Regions from separate parts of the Homo sapiens genome. Here all the other regions are linked to region 3. Evidence: chromatin contacts called from ENCODE Hi-C or POLR2A ChIA-PET data. All regions are on one chromosome and are shown on one strand. The core of a region is the stretch at or near the end of the contact, and the rest is flanking DNA. Distances in the headings are between cores, read along the strand shown. Region 1 holds the start of CYBC1 (cytochrome b-245 chaperone 1). Region 2 holds the start of OXLD1 (oxidoreductase like domain containing 1). Region 3 holds the start of ASPSCR1 (ASPSCR1 tether for SLC2A4, UBX domain containing). Region 4 holds the start of ACTG1 (actin gamma 1).

Evidence for each region. A loop is a pair of places that touch in the nucleus more often than their neighbours do. ChIA-PET counts read pairs that join two places held with the same protein, here RNA polymerase II (POLR2A). Pooled maps may share reads with other maps.
Region 1: a loop to region 3 is called in a map with no recorded cell type, with 28 times the contacts of the local background. The contact joins the promoter of CYBC1 here to the promoter of ASPSCR1 in region 3. A Hi-C loop is called at or near these places in 4 of 37 single-sample maps with no recorded cell type and 10 of 50 pooled maps. POLR2A ChIA-PET finds 5 or more read pairs at or near these places in 1 of 52 experiments (GM10248).
Region 2: a map with no recorded cell type shows a loop between it and region 3 (6-fold over the local background). The contact joins the promoter of OXLD1 here to the promoter of ASPSCR1 in region 3. A Hi-C loop is called at or near these places in 1 of 37 single-sample maps with no recorded cell type and 5 of 50 pooled maps. POLR2A ChIA-PET finds 5 or more read pairs at or near these places in 4 of 52 experiments (GM12878, H1, HEK293T and 1 more).
Region 4: a loop to region 3 is called in a pooled map, with 18 times the contacts of the local background. The contact joins the promoter of ACTG1 here to the promoter of ASPSCR1 in region 3. A Hi-C loop is called at or near these places in 2 of 37 single-sample maps with no recorded cell type and 8 of 50 pooled maps. POLR2A ChIA-PET finds 5 or more read pairs at or near these places in 2 of 52 experiments (K562 and activated naive CD8-positive, alpha-beta T cell).

The regions. Positions count from the first base shown.
Region 1 is chr17:82,449,355-82,452,054 of GRCh38, reverse strand. It overlaps CYBC1 (cytochrome b-245 chaperone 1), which reads left to right and starts at 1,303. Exons shown (of 7, transcript NM_001033046.4): 1 at 1,303-1,355. RefSeq lists a silencer at 1,243-1,602 and an enhancer at 2,233-2,492.
Region 2 is chr17:81,665,346-81,668,045 of GRCh38, reverse strand. It overlaps OXLD1 (oxidoreductase like domain containing 1), which reads left to right and starts at 1,441. Exons shown (of 2, transcript NM_001039842.3): 1 at 1,441-1,528; 2 at 2,462-2,700. The coding sequence starts at 1,469. CCDC137 (coiled-coil domain containing 137) reads right to left here and starts at 1,309. Exons shown (of 6, transcript NM_199287.3): 1 at 1,146-1,309; 2 at 184-317. The coding sequence starts at 1,279. RefSeq lists silencers at 1,076-1,225, 1,426-1,745 and enhancers at 402-1,323, 1,324-2,245, 2,406-2,515.
Region 3 is chr17:81,976,179-81,978,878 of GRCh38, reverse strand. ASPSCR1 (ASPSCR1 tether for SLC2A4, UBX domain containing) reads right to left here and starts at 1,250. Exons shown (of 16, transcript NM_024083.4): 1 at 1,131-1,250. The coding sequence starts at 1,232. LOC105371939 (a long non-coding RNA gene) reads left to right here and starts at 1,394. Exons shown (of 2, transcript XR_933953.4): 1 at 1,394-1,511; 2 at 1,922-2,700. LOC124904087 (a long non-coding RNA gene) reads right to left here. Exons shown (of 2, transcript XR_007065951.1): 2 at 2,544-2,700. RefSeq lists a silencer at 755-1,614 and enhancers at 1,093-1,864, 1,865-2,638.
Region 4 is chr17:81,511,549-81,514,248 of GRCh38, reverse strand. ACTG1 (actin gamma 1) reads left to right here and starts at 1,450. Exons shown (of 6, transcript NM_001614.5): 1 at 1,450-1,515; 2 at 1,889-2,017; 3 at 2,107-2,346; 4 at 2,623-2,700. The coding sequence starts at 1,895. RefSeq lists silencers at 25-214, 845-1,324, 1,525-1,694 and enhancers at 345-394, 425-704, 1,915-2,004.

The DNA.
Region 1 (2,700 bases), core at 54-2,553, 470 kb before region 3:
TTTGTTATTTTTTATTGAGATGGAGTCTCACTCTGTTGCCCAGGCTGGAGAGCAGTGGCACGATCTCGGCTCACTGCAAGCTCTGCCTCCCGGGTTCACGCCATTCTCCTGCCTCAGCCTCCCGAGTAGCTGGGACTATGAGCACCCGCCACCACGCCCAGCTAATTTTTTTGTGTTTTTAGTAGAGATGAGGTTTCACTGTGTTAGCCAGGATGGTCTCAATCTCCTGACCTCGTGATCTGCCCACCTTGGCCTCCCAAAGTGCTGGGATTACAGGCGTGAGCCACCGCACCTGGCCACCTCAAGATCTGTTTTAATGTGAATGCTGGTCAGCTGTGTGCCTGAATTCCAAAAGGGAGGAGGGAGTGAGGTATGTCTGTCTCCCCCTTCCCATCACTGCCTGAGCTAGTTTTTCAGGATAACTTGGGAATGCTCTTGGCCAAGCGGAAGGGTCCATTCAGATGGTTGAGGTTTCGAATTGCTGACTGTATCCTTGTAGAATCCTTTAGTACAGTCTTGTCTTCCACATTTCCAGTAATTCACTCTAGAAGCTTGTTCACATTCAGGTTAAATTTTTTCTGGCAAGACTACTTCATAGTGTTGTGTACTTCTGATATCTAACTGACCTTTTTGCGATGTTAATTAGCAGTCATTGATGACATTGCCTAGGTCCGTTAATTCATAGGGTGATGTTTTAATCCTACTGTTTCTTCTTCATTTATTAGCGGGAAAACTTCTATAATGAGAAATTCTTCTCATGCAGTATTTGGTTACTCTGCTGTAAATTTCATAAAGGCAGGACAAATGCTTGATGCTTTCCTTTTATTAACCAGGCCACAAACTGGGGTGAGCTTACCAGCATCCTCCAAAGGTGAACAGAGTTAAAAAATACATTATTATGAATTACAGACTGGAGCATCTGAGGATTTTAAATTCACTCGAATTCCTGTTCTTATTCATGCTCAAATCTTCTTTTTTGGCAATGAGAACCGCTTCAGTTTCGCTTCTATGTTAGCAAGACGTTCATAGTCCTTGGTAAGTTCTTTGCTGTCGGATACGTTTCCCCGCACGTTTCTTTTTTTCAAGAAAACTGGCTTCTTTAGCAGGAACCACCCGCCTCCTCCTGCGGCTCCGCCCGGATCCCGGAAATCCGCTCGGCTCCGCCCCATCCAGGAAATGCTTGCGGCCCCGCCCCAATCCCGTAAGCGCGCGCGGCCCCGCCCCCAATCCCGGAAGCGCGCGCGGCCCCGCCCCCGAAAGTCGGCTCGGCTCCGCTCCAATCCCGGAAGTGCGCGCGGCCCCGCCCCCGCCGGTTCGCGTCTCTCTGCTGCGGCGCGGGGACCGCTGTGCTCTCGGTAGGCGGCTGGGCTGGGTGGGCTCCGCACTTCCTTCCCGCTCCGTGCCGCGCGTCCCGGCACCCTTAGGCCCACTCCGGGAGGGGTCTGCGTCCTGGGCCCGCCTGCCGGCTGTTCCGTGTCCCGCCGTGCCCGTCGCGGGCGGCCTCGCGCCTGTTCCGCTGCAGGTTGGCCCCGGCGGCGGGAGCGCCCCCGATCCGGACAAAGAAACGAGCGCTCGGTGCGACTAGCGGCGCGGGCGGCTTTGCCAGCGCGCGTGTGCTTGTGTCCGCGAGTGTGCGTGTGTGTGTGCATTTGGATGTGGAATGCCGGGTGTTTCGGGAGCAATGAGGCAACTGAGGCCCGGGAGGGAGCCCAGTCATATACCAGCATCTAGGATTGGTTTGTGTGATTTGAACCCACTATTTTTTATTTTTTTGAGACACGGTCTCACTCTGTCACCCAGGCTGGAGTCCAGTGGCACGATTTCTGCTCACTGCAGCCTCCACCTCCCGGCCTCAGGTGATCCTCCCAGCTCAGCCTCCTGAATAACTAGGACCACAGGCGTACACCACCACACCGGGCTGTTTTATGTATTTTCTGTGGAGACGGGGTTTCGCCACGTTGCCCTGGCTGGTCTTGAACTCCGTGACTCAAACAATCCGCACGCCTCGTCCTCCCAAAGTGCTGAGATTACAGGCCTGAGCCACCGCGCCCAGCCTGAACCCCCTACTTAATGTCAGAAATTTGATTTGACTTCACAGGGAAAGCCCTGAGAAACTACCAGAACGGGGTCCCTGGGGCCAGTGTTGGGAGCGTACGGTGAAGTGGCAGGGCTGCTGCGCCCGTGCGGAACTCCGCTGTGGAAGATTAGCCCCTTTGGTGACTCGTCGGTTCTGGCCGCTTTGGGACCCTCTACTGTGCAGTCTGAACTTTCAGCAGGTGGAGGAGGGCAGAGAGAGAGCTGAGATCGTTGGTCCATGCCAGTGCGAGAGCCAGTACGGCCGGAAGCCATGATGGGACTTTCAGTTCCTTTCTTGGTGGAGGCCAGCACAGGGGAGAGGGGGTGCCCACAGATGCTAGAAGCTTAAAGGCTGCTGGGGGCTAGCGGCCTCAGGACATAAGGTTTCCAGACAGGACGGGGCAGGTGGTGATGCAGCTGTAGCTCGTGAGTCTGAGCGGGAAACAGCCCCCGCGCAGTCGGTGTCGCTGTGAACGGAAAAGGGCCTTCCTTACACAGGAAACGGGGTCTCTGGGGGATCCAGTGACGTGCCCAACCACAGAGACCAGGTGAGACTGGCTGATGGTGTCTGGGGCTGCAGGTGACTTAGTTGGGGGACCTGCTCTTGGCCTCCAGACTGGGCCT
Region 2 (2,700 bases), core at 192-2,691, 310 kb after region 3:
TCGTCTGGAACCACAGCGCCACCAGCTGCCAGCCACTGCTTTAGCTTTGGCCACGCTCCCCCACCTTCTGAGCACCGGGTCTTGGCATATTTCCTCTGCCTGAAACGTTCTGAAGTATTTGGGCGATTGGGCGGGTTGAGACACACAAAGCTTCACTGCCGCCCAGTATGGGCCTGCACACACCTGCTTTCTTCCTCTTCTTGTTACTGATCGGGTTTTTCATCTCTTGGCGGCTCCTCATAATCTCCCGGAGCCGGAAAGGAATCTCCTGTTCGTCCTGGTTCTTGGGCTTGCAGTTCACTTTCTTCTTCTCTTTGCTGGGAGAAAGAACACGGGGGTGAGACCCGTCCCAAGTAAAGCACAAGCAGAATCAGTAAGAGAAACAATAGTTGGGTCTGGCAATAGAATCTACACGGGCTGGCCGGGCTTGGTGGCTCACGCCTGTAATCCCTGCACTTTGGGAGGCCGAGATGGGCGGATCACGAGGTCAGGAGATCGAGACCATCCTGACTAACACAGTGAAACCCCGTCTCTACTAAAAATACAAAAAATTTGCCGGGCGTGGTGGCGGGCGCCTGTAGTCCCAGCTACTCGGGAGGCTGAGGCAGGAGAATGGCGTGAACCCGGGAGGCGGAGCTTGCAGTGAGCCGAGATCGCGCCACTGCACTCCACACTCCAGCCTGGGCGACAGAGTGAGACTCCGTCTCAAAAAAAAAAAAAAAAAAAGAATCTATCTATACAGGGGCCACATCTGGCTTCTGTGGTGCGAGCCGGTCCAGCAGTCCAGGGAGCAGGGATCTTTCCTCTCGGTCTCACTCAGTGGCTGTCCCTGAACCCCTTCCTCACGGGACGCGAGGCCGAAAGGCACTCCGAAAGCCCAGGAGGCCTTTCCGCCCTGACCTCGTCCAGAACCACAAAGACGGGACACTGGGACGCGGGAAAGGCAAAACCAAGGACTCGCTCGCGCCTCCATTCATTCAACCGATCCTGGCGGAGCGTGGGCCGCGGGCACAGACAGAGGAGGGCACTGAGCCCGACCTGGGGAAGGGGTCCGAGCGAACGCTCCCTAGGGGGTCCCGGGCGGAGCCTTCAAGGCGTCCCCTTCTCTGGGGAAGTGTGGCGGCCTCGCGGGGCAGCGCAGTCACCTGCGAAGCCCGGGCCACGGGGCTGGGCGCTGCTTCCCCAGCGGCTGCACTTGCTGCCGCCCCCGCGCTCGCCGGGGACTCCCAGGACCCGCCTGCACCCTGGACACCGCTGCTCCGCGACCAGCTCCCGCCATCTCCACGCCGGGAGGCTCCCTAGCGAAGCCACTTCCGCCTTCCTGCATGGTTCCGCCCCACCGATCGGCACTTCCGCTTCCTGCGCTCAGCCTCACGCTGGCTGGAGCGGCGCGACTTCCTGAAGGTCCGGGATTGGCCGGAGCGCCCGCCGCTCACGGTCAGGGGTTGCCGGATCCCGTCCGCGGGCGATGCTGCTGCGGAGGGTGGTCGAGGGAGGCCGGGCGGTAGCCGCCGCGGTCCGTGGCTCGGCAAGTACCAGGACGGGTCTTGGCAGCGCCGAAGGGCACGTCCGAGAGGCCGCTGTCCGGGGGCCCGCACGTACCGGGAGGAGCCCCGGCCCCTCCACCCGCATGTGGGGACGGAGCCGGGAGGATCGCGCGCTGGCCGCCGCCGAAGGACCCCTCGCTCCTCTCCTCCATCGGCTCTTACCGAGTCCCCGCCCCGGAATCTGTGGAGGGGCCGCTTAGCCTTGGGAGAGGAAGCAGCCCGGTGAACGGCCACTTTCCTGTTTCTCAGTATCTGCCGAGCGCCTGTGTGCGAGCCCTCCTGGGCTCTGGGGACTGGCCGTGGACATGGAGCGGATGATGCCCCTCGCAGGACTAGTTAAATAAGTGAAGTTGGTAGCGTGTCAGTCCGTGATCCTGGGTAGATAGAGCAGGGCAGCGACGGAAGACTGCCTATAGGACATTCACGCTGGGATGAGAGGGGCCTGAGAGGCCTGGGCTTTGTGACAGGGAAACTTGGATAAAGGGTGGTGCGATTCTTCCGGTTGGTCCCTCAGAGGTGGTGGGGCTTGGTTATACTGGTAGAGGTGCTGGGCTGGCCAGGAGCTTACAGGGTTACACCTCTCGCATACTGGTGTCCACAGAGCAGCCATCTTAGCTGGAGGTGTCGAGTGCCTCCCCCACCCCCCACCATGTGCTTGAGTGCACACCCGGCGCCAGGCCCTGATCCTGGCACTTCTTGTGAATCACACCGTGTCATACCCATGACTTCCATTGCACAGTGGGGAAACTGAGTCTAGAGAGGTGAAATAACATGTCTAAAGTCACAGGAAGTGAAAAAGCTGAGGACATGGAGCCAGTTGCCCAATGACAGGAGAGCTGAAATGTCCTCACTGCTGGGGGTAGACCGGGCCTCACCAGCTTCCTGGAGAGTCACATGTTTGTCTGCATCCTCAGGGGGCTCGCCGGTTCTCCAGCCCGGACTGCTGCCAGAGGCTTCCTGGAGGTGGCAGCTTTCTTCAAAGGCACCATCCCGGAGCGCAAGCCCCTGATGGGCGCAGAAAATTCGGGACAGACCACGTAGAGGTGGGCTCCCAAGCAGGTGCGGACGGCACCAGGCCGCCCAAGGCATCGCTGCCACCTGAGCTCCAGCCGCCCACAAACTGCTGCATGAGTGGCTGCCCCAACTGCGTGTG
Region 3 (2,700 bases), core at 1-2,500:
CCCTGTAGTTCTGCAACCTGCCTTAAACTTGCCTAGCACAAGCTACCCCCTGGCTCTGGCACGGTTCTGTGCACCTGCTGCCACTGCCTGCACCGCCTCCGCCCCTCTTCTCCATAAAAAGCCAAAGCCGTGGCCTTGCACCAAGGGGTCCCGCGCAGCCTCTGCGGGAGCGCCCCACTTCCGCACTCTGCACGCCTGGCACCAACAGCCTCCTGGCTGCGCCCTCCACCTGCCCAGGCCTGGGGACCCCACGCCGTGGGCTGCTCCCGCAAACTCCGAGTCGTGTGCACCTTCGGATCCTCACGGTCCCCCACGCAGCAGAGGCTCAATAAATACTTTTTTTTTTTTTTTTTGATATGGAGTCTCGCTCTGTCTCCCAGGCTGGAGTGCAGTAGCGCGATCTCGGCTCACTGCAAGCTCTGCCTCCCAGGTTCACGCCATTCTCCTGCCTCAGCCTCCCGAGTAGCTGGGACTACAGGCGCCCGCCACCACGCCCGGCTAAATTTTTTTGTATTTTTTTAGTACAGACGGGGTTTCACCGTTTTAGCCAGGATGGTCTTGATCTCTTGACCTCGTGATCCACCCGCCTCGGCATCCCACAGTGCTGGGATTTACAGGCGTGAGCCACCGCGCCCAGCCAATACTTTTACATTTAATTGATTCGCGGTCACAAGGTGCCCAAGTAAAAGTGCAGTGAGTGACTCGGCAAAAATCGCTTCCAGGCCCCACGGCCGGGACATCTGCCACCGCGCAACCCGGGCTCCCGCTCCGGGGGACGCCCCGGAATGGGAACGCGGGTCTAGGGCTCCACTCCTCCCTCTTCCCGGCGCCCTCGCGAGCTGGGCTCGGCCGGGCGCCGAGTACTCGATGCGGGTGACACGCGGCGCCGTTCTACCTCACCCCTGGGAAGGCTCGCCACCGCCCCGCCCCCACTCGGGACCCCCGGGACCCCCGGGACCCCAGCGGAAGCGCAGGTGACGGCGAGCAGGGGGCGGGGCCGCCGCTCAGGAGGCCGCTCATTGGCCGCCGAGGCCCCGCCCCCGAACACCGGGACGCCGACCGCAATGGGCGGGGCCTCGGCGCAGCGCCCCCCGCCCGCCTACCCGTCCGCCCCGGGCGGGCGGCCGCACCTGAAGCAGCACGGTGCTCGGCGTCACCTTCACCGTGTGGCGCCGGCCGTTCGGGGCCAGCACCGACACCGCGGAGCCTCCGCCGCCTGCCGGGGCCGCCATTTTCCGCTCACGTGACCCGCCGCCGGGCCGGCGTCAAACAACTTTATCGGCAACAGCCAGGACGCGCAGCCACGCGGCCAGGGGGCGGGGCCGCAGCGCACTTCCGGGTCCTGCCAGGCCCCGCCCTTTCCCCACCCACGGCGCCCCGGCCCCGCCCTTGGGCCGCCAAAGCCCGCGCCAGACCCGGAAAGCGCGGTCGTCCTCTGCCTCCGGGAAGCGCGGCTTGGATGGGCTCGCCGGGGCCAGGCTGGGCCGGGGCTGGGCGCGCGGTCACCCCCGGTGAGCGGCACTGAGCCCCGGGGTCCCAGCGGTCCGCGCTCGCCCACCCTCGCTTCGTCCCTGACACGTCCCCAGCTCGGTGCCCTGCTCTCCCCCGACCCTCCCGGCTTCCTCCACTCCAGCAGCTGAGCCTCTTCCCTGCCCACCTGTCCCTGTGGTCAGCGTCCACCTCCTGACCTTATGGTTTGGGGCAGTCCCCCCGCCCCTGTACGGATCCTCCCTGGGTGTTGGGACTCGTGGCCCTCAGTCTAGACCTGATTTCTTTCATCCTAAAATGGGAGTGCAGAATCTGGCAGCCCTAGGGCTGCCGCGACGGTCCCTAAACCTGAGGGTAGGAAAGGCGGGAGACCGGTTTCAGAACCGTGGGGTGAGCGAACTTGAGTCTCACCGGAGCTCCTGCCGACCCACAGGCACTCAAGGACTTCCCGCACCAACCCATGCTGAGGAGGGGCTTGGTGGCAGCCTCAGGAAACACTCCCATCGCCAGCCACCGCAGCAGGGAAAGCACCTGGCCTCACCAGCTCCAGGCTTCCAGAAGGAGCTGCCCTCCTGACTCGCAGCCGTCGAATGTGCTTAGCTCCCAGCACCTGGGCCACTCATGGACAGCACTCGCACGTGTTCCGCCCCGCCCCCCACCTCCATGGCTCAGCCGGGCCTTGGCACTCCTCTCTCCATGTGCCTGCCTGTCTCTGCGGACTCCTGGCTAGGGCTCAGCTGCCCAGTAGCCTGTGGAAGGGGGAACTGGTGCAGTTATCAGTCAATCCTCCCACAGGGCTGGGATTACACACGTGAGCCACCGCACCCGGCAGTCATTGCTGAGTCTAAGGACATCTCTGCATGGGTGCTGTTGTGCCTTCCTGTCGATGACATATCCATGTCACCCACACACACCTGTATGCTGACAAACACGGACATCTATGTACATTGGAGAAACCTGGGGAAAGCCCCAGGCTAGCCATAGCCCTCCCATCCAGCCAGCCAGTCCCATGCTCTGTGCAACCTCAGAACCTTACTGAGCCACACATCACCTGGTGGGTTTTAATTCTTTAGTGGCGTTTTTGAAGAGTCTGTTCCTATTTTCCTTAGACTGTCCCACAGTCTGGATCCTTGGTTAAACGTTTGGGGCAATGATGAAGGGAGGTGACAAGTCAGCAGGAGGTGCAGGACATCAGCGTGGCCATGAGTGAGG
Region 4 (2,700 bases), core at 201-2,700, 460 kb after region 3:
CCCGGCTTCGCCACGGGAGGGAACATACCTGACAGCCTTGCCCGGGCCCCCGGAGATTCTGGGCCTGGGGGCGCTCAGCACCCCTGGGAGGCCTGGGGCACGGGGGCCTTAGGCACGGGTCTCGGCGTCCGGGCTGACTGCAGCCCGCAGGTGAGCTGGGCCGGCCGCCTTGCCCTGACTCGCTGTTGTCACTCCCAAACACGGGGTCGCGAGCTAACGTTGCAGGGCCCCGGACTCCGCGTGGGGACCCCGGCCCCGCCCCCCAGCCTGTCGAGTCAATCTGAACGCTCTGCGACCTCGGGCGAGTCCGTCCCCTCACTGCGCGGCCTCACTGCCACCCCTACGCGGCCGGCGCTCCAACCCTGAAAATTCCAGCAGCGCACAAGGAAACCGTAGTGCCGGGCGCCTCTCGGGGTGTAACCAAAGCACCGGCGCCGCTCCTGGCGAGGAGTGAGCGCCCTGGACAAGCCTGTGGCTAAACCCACGCCAGCCCTGATCGCTGCTCTTAACTAGCATCGTAAACAGAAGAGGGTATCCCCCCGACCGCCCGAAGCTGGGGAGCCGACCTTCAAAAAAGTCAGGGCTCCCATTGTCTACCTCAGTTTCCCTATAATGTCTACAGGTGACCAGAATGAAACAAAGGCCTCACTCCACACCACCTTCTCAGCACATAAGGGGGCGGGGTAGCCCCAACCCGGAGCGCGCGCCTGGGGACAATCAGGCCTGTGATTTGAGGGGCAGGGATGTGTCGGGTCGGGTAGAAAGGGGCCTCGGTCTTCAAACGAACGGAGATCCGGGGCAGGGCGCCCCGTGGAGGGACCTGCATGGTGGTGGCTGCGCTTGGGGACGGGCGGGCTGTTTCCTATGGTGACCGGGGCGAGGTGAGGGCTCCTGAGAGCTCCCCCGCGCCCAGGGACGCAGAGCGTCGCGGACCCCCGCCGCGCCCCTTCCTCAGCCCGGCACTGGCGCCCGAGATCCTCGTGGAGCCCGAGGGGAAAGATTGCAAGGGACGTCCCAGGGAGCAAAGCCCCGCAGCGTGGCCGGGGACTCGGGGACCCACCCCAGCTCCGGCGCGGCCCCGCCCCGGGTCAGGCAGTTTCGGGGCGCAGCAGGGCCCTCCCCACGGCGCGGCAGTCCCGGGGAGGGGCCAGGCCCGTCAGCCCTTCGGCCCTCCCGGCGACCCTCGGAGGGCGCCCCAACTCAGACCCGCCCGCCGGCCCGCGCAGGGTCGCGAGCGCGCGGGGGTGGCGCGGGCGGGGCCGTTGGGAGGCGGTGCGGGCTGGGGGCGGGGCGGGCCGGGGCCCCACGTGTCCCTGCCCGGCGGGCCAATGGGTGCCCGGCTTTCGGAAAGATCGCCATATATGGACATGTTCTGGGGCCGCGCGCGCCGCCGGGCCGCGCGGGCGCGCCGCTTCCGCTTAAATAACGGCGGGGGAGGCCGCGGTCGGTCTCAGTCGCCGCTGCCAGCTCTCGCACTCTGTTCTTCCGCCGCTCCGCCGTCGCGTTTCTCTGCCGGTGAGCGCCCCGCCCCGGGGCCTGAGCTGGACGTCGCAGGCCTGCGCCCCCCGACCCCGGCTGGCCCCGCTTCCAGCTGCCGAGGCCTCGTCGCGCCTTCCCCGGGAACAAAAGGCGGGGTGGGCCGGGTCAGGCGGACGGGGCTGGGGGGGCGCCGGGGGTCCAGGGCGGGGCCCGGCCGCAGTGCAGACTTCCGAGCCGTGGACGTTACGTAAAAGGCCCGGCCTTCGGTTCCAGGCGGTTGCGATCTTGGAGGCCACGGCCGCTGGGGTTGGGGCAGGGCCGAGGCTTCCCCGCGGGAGGGCATTAGGTGGCTGTGGGGAGGGGACCGTGTTACAGACGCGCCCGCCTGAGTCCATCCTTTTCCGGGCAGGTCGCAATGGAAGAAGAGATCGCCGCGCTGGTCATTGACAATGGCTCCGGCATGTGCAAAGCTGGTTTTGCTGGGGACGACGCTCCCCGAGCCGTGTTTCCTTCCATCGTCGGGCGCCCCAGACACCAGGTGAGTGGATGGCGCCGCGGGGCTCCTGGGTTCTGCGTTGCGGGGTGGGTTCGGTGTCGCCGGCGAGGCTGACGGGTCGTCCCCTGCAGGGCGTCATGGTGGGCATGGGCCAGAAGGACTCCTACGTGGGCGACGAGGCCCAGAGCAAGCGTGGCATCCTGACCCTGAAGTACCCCATTGAGCATGGCATCGTCACCAACTGGGACGACATGGAGAAGATCTGGCACCACACCTTCTACAACGAGCTGCGCGTGGCCCCGGAGGAGCACCCAGTGCTGCTGACCGAGGCCCCCCTGAACCCCAAGGCCAACAGAGAGAAGATGACTCAGGTGAGGCTCGGCCGACGCCCGTGCTCCTCCCGTCCTTTCCCCAGTCATTTTCTGCCCGGCTTGATTTCTGACATTTAAGTGTTTCTTTCGCTGTTCCAGGCTCTGTTCCTCTCCCGGCATTTCCTCCCTGAAGCCTCCAGGTTTCTCATTTGGTTTCTGCCTGCGTTCTTTTCTTTTCTCCACACATCACACTGGCATGCAGCATGTTGTGGCGTGTGAGCATGGGGTGGCCGTGGGTCTCTGTCCCTGACTAAGCCGCCCCTTGTCCCTTCTCAGATTATGTTTGAGACCTTCAACACCCCGGCCATGTACGTGGCCATCCAGGCCGTGCTGTCCCTCTACGCCTCTGGGCGC